Regions from separate parts of the Homo sapiens genome. Here region 2 is linked to region 1. Evidence: chromatin loops called from intact Hi-C (ENCODE). Cell type or tissue: ascending aorta. All regions are shown on one strand. Region 1 overlaps LTBP1 (latent transforming growth factor beta binding protein 1). Region 2 overlaps LTBP1 (latent transforming growth factor beta binding protein 1).

Evidence for each region. A loop is a pair of places that touch in the nucleus more often than their neighbours do. Peaks named below come from ENCODE experiments on the same cell type or tissue, not always from the same donor. Only the 100,000 strongest peaks of a DNase experiment are listed, where the experiment ranks them.
Region 2: a loop joins it to region 1, with 2.7 times the contacts of the local background. A loop is called at or near these places in 6 of 110 quality-filtered maps.

The regions. Positions count from the first base shown.
Region 1 is chr2:33,224,432-33,232,431 of GRCh38, forward strand. All of the region lies in intron 9 of LTBP1 (latent transforming growth factor beta binding protein 1), which reads left to right. Among named protein-coding and RNA genes, the nearest start is that of MIR4430, 190 kb to the right of the region's middle. In ascending aorta, no CTCF peak of the experiment used is centred here; a DNase peak (open chromatin) is centred at 3,640; H3K4me3 peaks cover 1,315 bases; H3K27ac peaks cover 8,000 bases.
Region 2 is chr2:33,361,886-33,369,885 of GRCh38, forward strand. It overlaps LTBP1 (latent transforming growth factor beta binding protein 1), which reads left to right. Exons shown (of 34, transcript NM_206943.4): 29 at 1,505-1,633; 30 at 2,331-2,471; 31 at 3,448-3,618. Among named protein-coding and RNA genes, the nearest start is that of MIR4430, 53 kb to the right of the region's middle. In ascending aorta, no CTCF peak of the experiment used is centred here; DNase peaks (open chromatin) are centred at 3,545 and 4,756; H3K27ac peaks cover 6,308 bases.

The DNA.
Region 1 (8,000 bases):
TTATTTGTTTGCCATTTTTTACCATTCATAGATATTTGAAGACAGAAGGCTTACTCTCTCTTAGATAGTTTTATGGTGTTATTTCTTCCTTACGTATTTAGCGTAATTCACAGGAGAAGACATTTGGTCCTGAAGTTTTCTTTTAGAAAGTGTTTCGGTTATGGAGCAAATTAATAGCTATACTATTATTCAGATTTCCCATTACTACTTTGTGTCAGTTTTAATAATCTGTATTACCTTAGAAAGTGTCATTTTATCCAAAATGTCAAATGTATTAATATGAAATGTTTTCCTAATATCCTCTTTTCTTTTTAATTTATATAGCAACCCCCATCCCTTTTAGTTATATTGCTACCTGTGCTATATTTGTTTTTCTTGAATTAGGCTTGCCAGTGGTTTATCAATGTTACCAATTTTTCCCCCAAAGAATCAGTTATTTGTTTTGTTGAAAACATTTGTCTATTTCACTAATTTCTGATCTTTGTTTTCTTTTCCTCTACCTTTTTGTTCAATTGCTACTATTTCTAATTTCTTTAGATGCATACTTAGGTCATTGATGTCAGCCTTTCTTCTTTTTCTGAAATGTAAATAAAAGGCTGTAAATTTCTATCAGTCTAGATTCTGACTTTAACTGTGTCCCTTAATTTTGTGTCATTTTCTTATCTTTAAGTTCAAGTTTTAAAAAAATTTCCTTTTATTTTTTATCAGCATATAATAATTGTACATATTTATGGGGTATGTAGTGATGTTTTGATACTTAAAATGTATAGTGATCAGATCAAGGTATTTAGCAAATCTATCATCTTGAACATTTATAATTGGAACATTCAGTGTATCTTCCTTCTACCTATTTGAAACTATATAACTACAAAACACTAGAACTTATTCTTCCTATTTAACTGTTGTATTAGTCCGTTTTCACACTGCTGAAAAAGACATACCCGAGACTGGGCATTTTACAAAAGAAAGAGATTTAACTGGACTTACAGTTCCACATGGCTGGGGAAGCCTCACAATCATGGTGGAAGCCAAGGAGGATCAAGTCACATCTTACATGGATGGCAGCAGGCAAAAGAGAACTTGTGCAGGGGAACACCTATATTTAAAACCATCAGATCTTGTGAAACTTACTCACTACCACAAGAACAGCAAGGGAAAGACTTGTCCCCATGATTCATTACCTCCTACCAGGTCCCTCCCACGACATGTGGGAATTCAAGATGAGATTTGGGTGGGGATACAGCCAAATGATATCAGCTGTCATTTTGTATCTTTTAACAAATCTATCTTTAACTTTACCTCCCCTCTACCCTTCCCAGCCTCTAGTTATCTTCTGTTCTACTTTTTACTTCAGTGAGATCAACTTTTTTTTGCTTCCACTTATGAGTGAGAGTATGTGGTGTTTAACTTTCTGTTCCTGGCTGATTTCACTTAACATAATGTCCTCCAACTCCATCCATGTTACACAAATGACAGGATTTCATTCATTTTTATGACTGATTAGTATTCTGTTTTGTATATACACCACATTTTCTGTATCCATTCATGTATTTTTGGACACCTAGGTTGATTCCATATCTTGGCTATTATGACTGGTGCTGCAATAATAAGTTCAATTTTTAAAAATTATTCTGATTTTGTTATTGACCCATGGATTATTTAGAAATATATTGCTTAATATGCAAATACTTGTGAAATTTTTCTTGTTCTATCAGTTGTTGAGAGAGGTGTTAAAATTGCCTGCTACGATTATGGAATGGATTTTTTTCTTTCACCTCTGGCAAATTTCAGTCTGTGTTTTTTTACCTTTACAATGGGTGTCTTATAGACAACATGTAGTTGAGTCTTGCTTCTTTTCTACATTCTGATATCTCTGCCTCTTAATAGGGGTGTTTATTGCAGTATAATCTAAAGTAATTGATCCTGGCATACCCCAAAGTTGGGGCCTAGCCTGAGAGGGTTTTTGGCTCTGCTCAGGAAAGAATTCAAGGCTGAGCCAGCAGTGAAAGAAAGCAAGTTTATTAGAGTAGCAGGTACAGCAGAATGGCTGCTCCATAGGCAGATCAGGGCTATCCCAGAGGTGGGGTGGCCCAGCATAGTAGCAGCAGCGTACAGCAACAGTAGCCATCCGGAGCAGCAGTCCCTGTAAATTGCTGGCTAGCTATATTTAATACTCACTCTTAATAATATGCTAATTAAGGGGCAGGTTATTTCGAATTTTCTAGAAAATAAGTGGGGAGTTCTTGGAACCACGTAAGATAACTTCTGGGTCACTGTCGTGGCATTTGTGAACTGTCATAGTGCTGGTAGGAGTGTCTTTATGCTAATGAGCAGTGAGGGTGACTAGAGGTTGCCTTCATGGCCCTCAGTTGGTTCTGGCCATTTTTTCTGCTACAGCCTATTTTGATTAGCAGGGTCATGATTAGTGCTCAGAAAATAAGTCCTGCTGATCTCCTACCTCATAATTATTGATGTGGTTAGATTTAGGTCTATCTAAACATCTTTGTCTGATCAGGAATTTTTTTGTTCTTTTCTTTCCCTTTTCTTAGAATTCCATTTTATCTATTGGCTTTTTACCAATATGTTTTTGCATCATTTTACCTTTTTTTTTTGTCTTTTTTTTGAGACGGAGTCTTGTTTGTTGCCCAGACTGGAGTGCAGTGGCATGATCTCAGCTCACTGCAACCTCCGCTTCCTGGGTTCAGGTGATTCTCCTGCTTCAGCCTCCTGAGTAGCTGAGTAGCACCAACACACCTGACTAATTTTTGTGTTTTTAGTAGAGATGGGGTTTCACCATGTTGGCCAGGCTGGTCTCGAATTCCTGGCCTCAAGCAAATCACCCGTCTCCACCTCCAGAAGTGCTGGGATCACAGGTGTGAGCCACTGTGCCTGGCCTTTTTGTATTATTTTAAAGGGATTACTCTAGGAATTATAATGTATGTAGTAACTGATAGACCGTTTGTATTATAATTCCTAGAGCAATCAGGAATTTGACAGTTTAAGTTTTCATAGCCTATTTAGAGTTAACATAGTACCTCTAAACAGAAAATATAGAAATCTTGCCTCCAAGTAGCTCCTCTTTTTGGCCTGAAAATCAATCCCCTACTTATGCCCCATGCCACACCCTTAGTGAAAACCACCATGACAGTCTCCCAGACAGTAGTAGGATTTCCTCTTACTCTGTGTTGGAATTATTTATTCACATTATATGTTGTTGTTCACCTCTTTCTTTTCCTGACAGGCTGATTTCTCAGACATCAAGGACCCAGTCTTACTCACTTTTGTGAACCCAGAGGCCCAATTTTTAAAAAATAGATTTGATGTGGATGAAGAAAGGGTTCATTTGTTATTGATGAGATAAGAAGCTCTTTTTTTTTTTTTTTTTTTTTTTTTTGACAGAGTCTCGCTCTGTCGCCAGGCTGGAGTGCAGTGGCATAATCTTGGCTCACTGCAGCCTCTGCCTCCCAGATTCAAGCAATTCTCCTGCCTCAGCCTCCTGAGTAGCTGGGACTATAGGCGCGCACCACCATGCCTGGCTACTTTTTTTATATTTTCAGTAGAGACGGGGTTTCACTGTGTTGGCCAGGAATGTCTTGATCTCCTGACCTCGTGATCCGCCCGCCTCGGCCTCCCAAAGTGCTGGGATTACAGGCATGAGCCACCACGCCCGGCCAAGAAGCTCTTATTATAGCTTTATTTTATTTGGTCCAGTACCAATGACTTACAAATAAAACCAACATATTTGTAGTGATTCATGATAAACTATGTTTGTAAGCCCAGAAGTCATAAACTTATAAAGAGGGAAATAAATAATGAATTAATTTGATTTTAATAACTAAATTTACTGTGTGCCAGATGCTTTGTTTAATAAGCACTTTATATCAGTTATCTCCATTAGCCTTTAAGTTTTCTATTTAAAGTAGGCACTATTATACCCCATTTTACAGGAGAAATTGAGACCTAGAGAGGCTAAGTCATTTGTGCAGCATATTGCTAATAAGTGCTACATGCAGGAATTAAACCAAGGTAGAATGAGGCCAGAACTTATGCTATCAACCGTCTTGTTCTGCTTTAGGGAAAGGGAACTAACCTTTATTGATCATTTACTATGGGTTAGTCCATATGCTATGTACTTGGTTTAATCTTCAAAACAATCCTATGAGATTTGGGCATTATTATTCTCAATTAGACATTGAGACACAGAGAAAGTAAATAACTTTCCCAGGGTCACAAAGATAGTTAATAAGCCCAACCAGGGTTATACCCTTTTTTTTTTTTTTTTTTTTTGAGATGGAGTCTTACTCTGTCGCCAGGCTGGAGTGCAGTGGTGCAATCTCGGCTCACTGCAATCTCCGCCTCCTGGGTTCAAGCGATTCCCCTGCCTCGGCCTCCCAAGTAGCTGGGACTACAAGCACACGCCACCACACCCGGCTAATTTTTTGTATTTTTAGTAGAGACAGGGTTTCACCATGTTTGCCAGGATGGTTTTGATCTCCCAACCTTCTGATTCACCCACCTCAGCCTCTGAAAGTGCTGGGATTACGGGTGTGAGCCACTGTACCCGGCCCTAACCAGGGTTATACTCTCATACCACCTATGGCCACCTTTACCAATTATATATTTGTTTATATTTTGTAAAATATCACTAATGCAGATACTAGCTAATTAGAAGTTATGCCATCTGTTGTGAGAGCTAATAGAAGTCAAAGCAATTAATATTAATTTTGTTTTATTTCATTAAAAAGTGATGGTTATCAGCCAGATGTAATGGCTCATGCCTGTATTCCCAGCACTTTGGGAGGCTGAGGCAGAAGGATTGCTTGAGGCTAGGAGTTTAAAACCAGCCTGGGCAACAAAGCAAGACCCTGTCTCTACAAAAAAAATAAAATAAAAATTTGCTGGGTGTGGTGGTGCATGCCTGTAATCCCAGCTACTGAGAAGCTGAGGCAGAAGGGTTGCTTGAGTCCGGGAGTTCGAGGCTGCAGTGAGCTATGATCGTGCCACTGCACTGAAGCCTGGGCAACAAAGTGAGACCCTGTCTCTAAAAAGAAAGAAGGAAGGGAGGAAGGAAGGAGAGACGGAGGGAGAGAAAGTTGTACAATACATTTCTTTTACTGGCTGATTAATGTTTTGAATAATTTATATTAATAAAAATACCACTTTAGAAGTGATAGAAGTGCAAATTTGCAAGTAATCACTTGCTATCTATTTTGTATGTTAGAATGGAGACTTATTCAAGTAATTGCATGAGTTTTTTTGCATTTTCCTCTGTCGGTACGGCTGACTGACCCTTAGCAAACTTTGTTCATACTGAGCATATTAGATGGTTCTGCCTTAGTCAATTCGCTGATGGTCTACTGGTAACACCAAATCCTGGCTTAGGTCTCTGGAGGATATTTGTAAAGCAGTGTTATACTTTTTGGCAATGATTCTAAAGTGAAGTAACACACAAAATTCTATTTCATGGGTCCTCAAGGAGGCACTGCTAAATTACATTACAAAGGCATTTGACTCATAATATGATTTCATTCAGTAAATCTATTGAAATTACTATTGAGAGAAGGGCTTAATTTCACTCCCTTTGTGATATTGATGGTCAGTAAAATGAAATCGAACTTGCTCACATTACATATGTACATTCAGTTTTCCTAGAACCTTGAAGCTTTTTGATTTTGTTTTCCTAAAGGTTTTCAAAAGGAGCCCATTTAGCATCTAATTGCTTGTGCCTTCCACATTGTTCTTACAGTCTAATGTCTTCTCAGTTTACAAAGCACTTTTAAAATTAAAGTGGTTAATAACTAGAATTACATTATTTCCTTCAACTAAGTGAACTAATGTCCTGAAACAACTTTTACTAATGTGCACTCAGTAACAAAGAACCAACTGTATACATGTTAATTTGAGGAGCTTTCAAATAATTGCCCTCAAAGTTGTTTTTTTTCCTCCTCTCTAGTGGTGCTGCAATTATCTTTTCAAAGGGATGATTTATTACATATACACACATGGAGCTCCAAAACAGCCTTGCTACTCTCAGCATTATGGAATTGTTATAATTTGCTTCATTTATCATAACAAACAATATAGTTATATGCTCTGATGGATCTAGAGCAGCATTTGTCATTTGATTATTATGCTATAAAGGTCTGATGTAGAACTAGAATTAAATGAAATAATACTAAGAGCTCCTACGTCCATGCTGCTTTTCTTTAATACTCAGTCCTTCCCTGAGTGGAAATACTGAGTACCCTCTTTTGTCCATATTTTGCCATAAGTGGGTTCTTAAAAAGTTAGATGTAAATCTAAGTTTCAAAAATAGAATTTGGTTCTGAAAGTACTTGGGGAATCAGTCTGTTGAGTGATTTTATTAAAAGCAAGTATCTCTTTTGACATACCAAAGTCACTTACCAGTTTCAGTTTACAAGGATAAAATCAACTTAGTATTATTTGCTACATTTTTGGCACGTACTGTGGGCAATACCACAGTACCTCAGTACGTGCTGAATGTAATTAAAAGACATCTACACTTTTATAATTCAGTGTATGTATATTCGTTTTTCATAGATCATCTCGAAGACTTTTTAAATGACTCAGTATTCCACAAACATTAATCGCTGGGGCACTCCTAGCTATAGACTGAAAGTATGTGTGATGAATGATGGGTAAGACATTGTTCCTGCCCTTAGAATTTAGTGTAATGAAATCACTTTGAATGAGCAGGATGCAATGTGCTTTATTTACTCTTCGAACTAGCTGAATTTTAGCTGGCTCCCTATGAGCCCGTTAAAGGAAATAGGAAAGAGCTAGCCACATAACTTTCTTTCAGCATCGTTTTATTATACTCGTTCTGCTTTAATAAAATAAATTTATGAAACCGATACATTGAGGCACAAGAATACTCATTACCAAAACTTTCAGCCTAGGCTCCTTTTAGATAAAAAGTTCCTCGGAGTGCATCTGAAATCACATTTTGTTTGGACAAAAGAAGAGATAATGTACCTGTTTTCAGGGGGCATATCTGTTATTAAATGAGACTCCACAGTCTTGATCAATATTCTGCATAAGGACTTTTTGGCTACAAAGCGCTTGTCTGGACTGTAGCTTGCATTTCAGACCTCTTCTTAATGATTACCAAAAAAATACTGAGTGTGAACTGCAGTACTGTGAGCAGGTAAAGGCAGATTGGTCTTTGAATGCTTTGAGAACCCTAGATAAATGAGCACTAGAAAGTGCAGGTGAGACCCCCAAGAAAGCCTGCCTGGCTGGAGAAAAGAATGTGTCTTGTAGCATAGTGCTGGATTAAAACAGACATGTAGAATGAGGTGAAATGATTGAGAATCTTAAGGCAAAGCTCTTATAATTAATCGAACCATTTGCATGCAATTAATTATGGGCTTTGTGATACGTGCTGGGAAAACACTTACTGGATTTGTTCTGCTTTTAACATAATGTTAAAGAAAAATATTGTTTATAACATTTGTTAAAGAACAGTAAGACAGATTTTATTCAGGTAACTGTTGTAACAGGTATAAGAACTACTGCAGTGGAGTTTTGGGGTAGGGGAGAGAGATTGGGCTCAACTCTGAAAATAAGGAAAAGTAAAAGTGTATCACCAAGGAGTGAGGGTGAGAGTGTGATATCAGTGGATGAAAAATTACTAAGAGGACACATGAGGGGTAAGGGGGGATTCTGGCTCAACCATCCTAGGAGGGTATTCTTGCTGAAGGCAGATCAGGGTGACCAGACATTACCTAGGGGTTGGTGGAAGATGAGGAACCCAATCAGATATCCAGCATGGGGGATTCTGGCTAAACTAACTTAAGAGGATATTAGCTAAAACTGGACAATGCAGAGACAAATACAGAAGCATACATGAAGTCAGAGCTAGTTGAGAAGAGGGTTCAGAGGAGCCTGACTAGAGTTTGATCAAGGAGAGCATCTTTGTCGATGGAACACTGAAAGGCCATTATGGCAACCTCTTGGATATTTGAAAGAAAATGGAT
Region 2 (8,000 bases), 140 kb after region 1:
GATCATATAAATTTGACCACTGTTTGTCTTTATGGTCATCAACAAAGCTAAGGTTCTTGTATTTTTAGACTTTATCCTACTGTTGTGGGGCCTTTTACCAGTGTGCACAAGTTCATAATGAGAAATGGAAGAGAAGACAACCAAAGTAGACATGTTTTATGTATTTGATGCTACGGTTATATAATTCTAAAATAAATGTGCGGCCTTTTAATTTTGGTGAATATCCACATGTATGAATATTTCCTCATTAACCACTCACTTTTGACATTTTCATGATAGAGATATTACCTTTTATATACAAAGTGATTTTTTTTCCTTTATAGTTTAATACTGAGGACTGCTAAGTAGCTGGGAAACACACTGTAAAATCATTTTTATTGTCCATTTTTGGAAAACTAGTGTTTGAATAATATGGTATAATTCAGTAGCTGGATAAGAAATTCCATTTGTGTTCTTTTAAATACATCTATGATTTGGTCCAATTAAATAATGAGAAGATTTGGTTTATAATATGTGTTGAATGGTTTCCAAATTCACAAATATACATTACTATGTTTTTGCAGGGATGTAGTTAAATCTCACTTCATATTAAGGTACAGAGCTTTGATTTCACCATAAATTCATCTTCTCTTTTATATCAAAATAAATTCCTTGTCTTCCTATTTTAGCAGTGCTGTAAATGGTTGGAAGAAGATTGGATTCAGATCCAACCAGCCATATGTTCTAGGCTTGACTTTGCCATTTTCCATCTGTGTTAACTTTAAGCAAGTCATCTATGGAGTCTTCAGGTTGTAAAATGAGGACTAGATGACCTTAGCTCTAAAATGCTAGAACTAATGCTAATAATAGCAGTAAAAGCAATAGATAACACTTTTGAGTATCTGCTTATGCCAGAGCATATACCGAGTCCTATCCATGGATTATCTCATTTCATCCTTCCTCTCTTATTAGGTAGATGTTCCTATTGTCTCCAATTTATCATTGAGTAAACTGAGATAGCAAAAGCTATTAATTCTGTGGGGGAATGGGTCTGCTAACCCCCTCAGCAACTTGTGCTTTCTTTTATCCTCAAGAAAGACTTGCATTCAAGTTCCACCAAACTTTATTGGAAACTTTCTACATCTCAACTAGTGAATGGGCCAGAATATACATTACAGAACACATTTCTTAAAAGGTATATATCCTTTTGTTGATGCCACTATGGAACCATAGACCATTTCATCAAATATGAGGTAGCATCTCAGAAACCATATTTACAAATACACTTCTCCTATAATGTTTTGGGCATTGCTTCTCAAATATCACAGACAAACTACATCTGTTTATGTTTTTATGCCTGCCAATTAGGCCTTATTTTAAGAAGGTTATATTGCTGTTTGTGTAGGATTCTTTGGAATGTAAATATTATAATATCTAACTTAAAGCCCCAAATCTGGTTAGACTCTTTTTAATTGAAAGATCAAACCTAACTCCTTTTTGTATTTCTCAATTTTTTTCCCCGTAGATGCAGATGAATGCCTACTTTTTGGACAAGAAATCTGCAAAAATGGTTTCTGTTTGAACACTCGGCCTGGGTATGAATGCTACTGTAAGCAAGGGACGTACTATGATCCTGTGAAACTGCAGTGCTTTGGTAAGCTTTAGGGGGATATAGTATGGTGTACTGTGAAAATATACAGATGGAAAAAATAACTATGCTATGTAGTAAAAACAATTTCCTTGAATCTAAATCATGTGTTGAAAAGATGTGTAAACGTTTTAGGGATCTTTTTCTTAAGCACAATTGAAGAAAATAAAAAGAAAAAACCACCTCCATACTACTGTTTGAATGTATTTCAAACAAAGAGTTAATATTCACTGTGGAATTATGATTCAGGCCACTGGTATAACTGAAGTGTTCTTTTGGTCTGTGGAACATCCTGTTTCATCACTCATACCGTGCAAGTGACAGCCATTTTAAATACTGACCCAGACTTTAATGCTTAAGCAGAAAACCATATACACTAGGCAGAAAAACATAGCAAAAGGAAATAATTTTAAAAGTTATCATAAAGAGCCATTTAATCTTAAATTTCTAAGCATATCCTGTTCATGGATGTTTTCTTTCCTTATTTAATGTCAGCAGCAGCAGCAGCAATGTTGTTTTTCAGTCAGAGCAGCTTACATTTTTATAGACAGAGCCACTCTCTTTTGGATGATAATGTGTGGTTAATTAAAATTTGGCAGCACCTGGAATCTGGACTAAATATAGCAATGTGTAAAGTTTGGGAAGTGTATGAGGTACAACTGATGGCTGATTTTCTTTAGTAATACTTTTTTTTGCTCTTAAGATATGGATGAATGTCAAGACCCCAGTAGTTGTATTGATGGCCAGTGTGTTAATACAGAGGGCTCTTACAACTGCTTCTGTACTCACCCCATGGTCCTGGATGCGTCAGAAAAAAGATGTATACGACCGGCTGAGTCAAACGGTATGTTTCCAGGAGATGCAAACCTGTGTCCAAATAACTATCATAAGATTTTCCTTTTAACTAAAATGTGAACTATTGGAAAATAGAAAAATGGATTCCTTGGGTATTTTGAAATAACTAAAATGAGATACAATGAGATACTTACAGAAATAGTAATAAGATGCATATCATCAGTATGTAGGAGATTTAATAGCCTGGACATACTCATTAAGTATGGACTATGGAGTGGCTGAGCAGATGGCAGGGTTGTTCCATGGCTTAGGGTTCATCATCCCTAACCTGCAGAGGCAGCTGAGGGAAATGTAATTCAGGGAAAGATAATTAGGTGCACTCAGCAGAGTGGAGGATGTGGATAAGGCTCAGCAGAACAGAGGGTGGAGTTCAACAGGGTGGTGGAGAGCCCCGAAGTCCACTGACAAACTCCTGTCCTCCCTGATGCTACTGATAATTGGCAAAAAGCCGCTGATAATTGGCATAATCTGTCATTCGCCTCAGGAGACTGCTTTGGATGAAGTCAATTGAAAGGTAGGAATTAAAGACTCTAGGATGAAGGGTCACTAGTCCAGGGCTTTGGCAGATTAAATGGATAAGAAGGCATGAATCCAATAGCTGTTACATGGAAAGAAATGGTAGGGTTTGACAGGAGTAAATGAAAAAGTGAAGATTAGGAGAGTGAGAAGCCTGATGGCTTATGAAGGACAAGCAAGATAGTGGGCATTTTATATAAAAGTAGGAAGCTATAGAGAACTATTGTGTCGGGACCGGATGGGCAGCTGGAATTTCAACTGATGGAATGACACCCAGTTGGAGATGACAGAGAATTGATCCATTGAAAGACCAGACTGGATTCAGACTTTTACTTGGAAGTCACTCTTAGAAATAGAGATGGAAACTTTGAGACTTGCTGGCTTCCAACACAGTGTTTATAAATAGGAATAACTGTGCGATTTTCATGGAACTATGTCTTCCCTTTCAGAACAAATAGAAGAAACTGATGTCTACCAAGATTTGTGCTGGGAACATCTGAGTGATGAATACGTGTGTAGCCGGCCTCTTGTGGGCAAGCAGACAACGTACACTGAGTGCTGCTGTCTGTATGGAGAGGCCTGGGGCATGCAGTGTGCCCTCTGCCCCCTGAAGGATTCAGGTGAGCCCATATCCAATTCCTTCTGCAGGAGGCCTTTGGGGACAAGTTCATCTCACCTCCTTTGTAGCCTGACATTTCTCTTCTGTATCTTTGCCTTCACTCCTGATATCTTACTTTCATCCCGTGTGTGTGTGTGTGTGTGTGTGTAGGGCAGAACTGCATAAACATTTGGCTCCTGGTTTACCTCTACTCCCGACCCTGTCGTTAATTTTTGAAACTCTCATTCCATTACCCCAATGAATGATAAATGACCCAAAAAAACATAACTTAGCAATCAGTGGCATAGGCTTAGAATTTATATTTCCTGGCAGTTCATTTTTTACTACAATTCTTCTCATTCCTAACAGTTTCTACTTAGACCAAAATGTGTATTAGAGACGGTAGAAAATCATTCTAGGTCAAAGTCCAAATTTTCATGTCAATCTCTGTATGTGGAGATATAAGAAACGGGTTACAACAAAAAGGGAAAAGTACAGAAAGTAATTGAAGAAGTATTTCAACAAATCTCCTTTCCTTTCAAGTTCTAGATCTATCTGGGTTTAAACCTTTGGTCAAATGGAAAAGATGAGACAGGCTAAGCTCCCAGTTTCATCCCCTCTCCCAGTTTGGAGGAGGCCTGGAAGGTGCTGGCTTTGTGCTTCCTGGCTAGGCTGTTTGGTGACCGTTGAGTTGTGCACTGATTGCTAATTTCCCTTTTTTACCATCATAGCACCTTCTCATTAAAGGAAAGCACTCGAAAGTGTCCAGTATATCCTTTTGTAAAGTTGACTTGTTAAAGCTAGAAAGATCATGTGCAAGTAGAAAGCAAAGGAGTTTATTATGAATATATTCTCAGAATGGTCGAGAGGGGAAAAATTGCTTGAAAAGAGGAAATGCATTAATTTTTAGTTAATTCAATTAGAATATTTCTTTCAAGCTCTTTAGAAAATTAGCTTTGCAGCTTAGAAATAACTTAAAACCAACGTAGCATGAAAGAGAAAATAATTGGGAATTCCCGTAAGAAGAAAATGAATAGCCAAGGATAAAGAGCAAATACACAAAGCACTAGATGGCAATGATAGCAGCCCAGAATTGGAAAGAGGGCAGGTCTGGGGCCAGTTGGCACTGAGTCTGGAATCCAGCACTGCCATAGCAGCTGCATGACAAGGGGAAAATAACTTCACCCTGTACAGCTCATTTGTAAAACGGAGGCGTCTACATCTGTCCTGTTGGGTTGTTGCAAGGGCTGGGAGGATGTAGGTAGAGCAGGGGGTAATTACTAGCTTTACTGGTTGTTTCGGGCCCTGGAAGCAGATGCCACGGGGAGATAAAAGTGAAATCACTAAGTTAATGTGAGTTCAGTGAGGCTTTTGAGTCATTTTCTCACAATGCTATACTACCTCAAATCTTTTTTATTTATGCAGTGGTTTTATATTGTCTAATTTTTTTCCAAAAATCACATGTATTCCTCCTAAAGTATTAAAATAATCAAAGAGGTTATATTCCCCTCCACCTACCCCATCACAGTTGAACTCTGCTCCTTAAAGACACTCACTTTTGACAGTTGGGTTTTTATCATCCTAGCATTTTCTTATATATTAATTATCATTATATATTGATATTAGTTATTGCTGTATATTAATATATTTATATCCAACAGAGTATTTATAACTGAAGTCTATGTCATCAATCTAAGCTACACTTTGCTTGTTATTTTGCACTTCAGCATCCCTGAGATTGGGGTCATCTGATAATTATGACATATAACAATGTCCACGGGTTATTTTTCCCAATTTTTAACATCTGTTATATCAAGATACATTTTACAATCTAGGATCTCTTAAAATAGATGAAAGTTAGAACTTAAAATTTTTTTATATTGATATATTTAGGGGTGCAAGTGTAGATTTCTTACCTGCAAGTATTCCATAGTGGTAAATAAAGTCTGTGTTTTTTGTGTACCCTTAACAATAGCGAACACTGTGCCCAATAGGTAATTTTTCAACCCTTACCCCACTTCCAGACTCCCACATTTTGGAGTCTCCAGTGTGTATTACTCCATTCCATATGTCCATGTGTACCCATTGTTTAGCTACCATTTATAAGTGAGAACGTTCAGTATTTGACTTTCTGCTTCTGAGTAATTTCAATTAGGATAGTGACCTCCAGTTCCGCCCATGTTGCTGTAAAACACACGATTTTATTCTTGGTTACGGCTTAGTGGTATTACATGGATAAAGAAATTTTCTTACTGAGGCATTCCTACAGGTGCATATGTGGAGGTTCATTGCAGCATTGTTTATAAAAGGAAAATCAGGACTGGGGCAAGATGGGGCAGGGAAAGGTTAGGGGAGGAAGAAAAACAAATGCCCAGCACAAGAGATGGCTAAATAAATCATGTACATCTATAAAACAGATTCCATGCAGCTGTTTAAAAATTACCATCTTTTGGCCGTGCGCGGTGGCTCATGCCTGTAATCACAGCACTTTGGGAGGCCGAGGCGGGCGGATCATGAGGTCAGGAAAGATCAAGACCATACTGGCTAACACAGTGAAACCCTGTCTCTACTAAAAAATAGCCGGGCCTGGTGGCGCATGCCTGTAATCTCAGCTACTCAGGAGGCTGAGGCAGGAGAATAGCTTGAACCTGGGAGGTGGAGGTTGCAGTGAGCCGAGATCGCGCCACTGCACTCCAGCCTGGGCGACAGAGCGAGACTCTGTCTCAAAAAAAAAAAGAAGTTACATCATTTGAATTTAAATTAGTACAGCCTTTATGGAAAACAGTATGGAGATTTCTCAAAGAACTAAAAATAGAACTACCCGGCGATCCCACTAACTGGGTACCTACCCAAAGGGAATGTCTTTATCCATTCCTCCATTGGTGGATACTTAGGTTGATTCTATCTCTTTGCTGTTGTGAGTAGTGCTACAGTAAACACACAAATGCAGGTATCTTTTGGATATAATGACTTCATTCCCTTTGGGTAGGTACCCATAAACAATGCTGCAATGAACCTCCATGTATGCGTCTGCAGGAATGGCTTAGTAAGAAAATTTTGACAAATAAAAATACCAGGCTAAGTGTGTACACTTTAAATTTATGATATTATTCTGGCTGGCACCATGGCTTACGCCTGTAGTCCCAGCATGTTGGGAGGCCGAGGTGGGTGGATTGCCTGAGCTCGGGAGTTTGAGACCAGCCTGGGCAACGTGGTGAAACCCCATCTCTACAAAACATACAAAAATTAGCTGAGCGTGGTGGTACACACCTGTAGTCCTAGCTACTTGGGAGGTTGAGGTGGGAGGATGGCTTCAGCCCGGGAGGCAGAGGTTGCAGTGGGCCAAGATCGCACCACTGCACTCCATCCTGGGCAGCAGAGCCAGACCCTGTCTCAAATAGATAAATAAAATTATACCCCCAAAATACTGTAAAAATTTACACTCAATTTAATTGACTAGGTTTAAAAACCTTCAAGTATTTTGTTATGAGAAATGAATTTTTGAATAATGTAGCAATATTCTAAAAATGAATTTTATTTTAAATATTTATTCTAAAAATATGGATTTCAGAATATTGCATAAATTGTTTTCAACTAAAGTTTTCAAAAAACATTTTAAAAAGTAGATTAGAACAAATACATATGAAGTACATATTATATAATATTTTTGGAAAAATACAGAATATCAGGGGAAAAAAGATAACACATGCCAAATTTAAAAAAAAAAGATTAGCTTCATTGCTATACTGTTTCTAGTTTGTATATCCACAGTTATTATGATAAAATGTCCAAGAAGAATCTCTAGTGTACATGGTCAGCCAAACCAAAATCAGTGCTTTCCAATCCGTTACTTTTTAAAAAACAATGGTAGTTTTTTTGTTAACTGTATTGTAATTTTAACCTCCAGCATACACATTCATTGACATTAAAGATGCTGGGTGGGCTGGTTGGCGAGAACAACTACTTAGGCTCTTGAGGCCCCTGTGAAGGACCCCAGGGTTCCAGGAAACGCATGTTGAAAACTGCTTTCGAAATATATCTGTTGGAGTATATAGGAATTAGGGAGGTAGCCCCAAAGGAACTTTTTTTATTTTTTGACAGAGTCTCGCTCTGTCACCCAGGCTGAAGTGCAGTGGCGGGATCTCAGCTCAGCGCAACCTCCACCTCCCAGGTTCAAGAGATTCTCCCACCTATTACAGGCGCGCACCACCACACACACAAAAATAATTTTTTGTATTTGGTAGACACAGGGGAACTTTTCTTTTATACTACCAAAATTACGGACCTAGAACTAGGCTTATGGATCATCTATTCTGAATCCAGAGAGAAGTACACAGTGAAATTAAACTTTTCCACAGGTCCTATGATTAGTTGGCATTCCCTTCATTGGCACCTAATCATGTA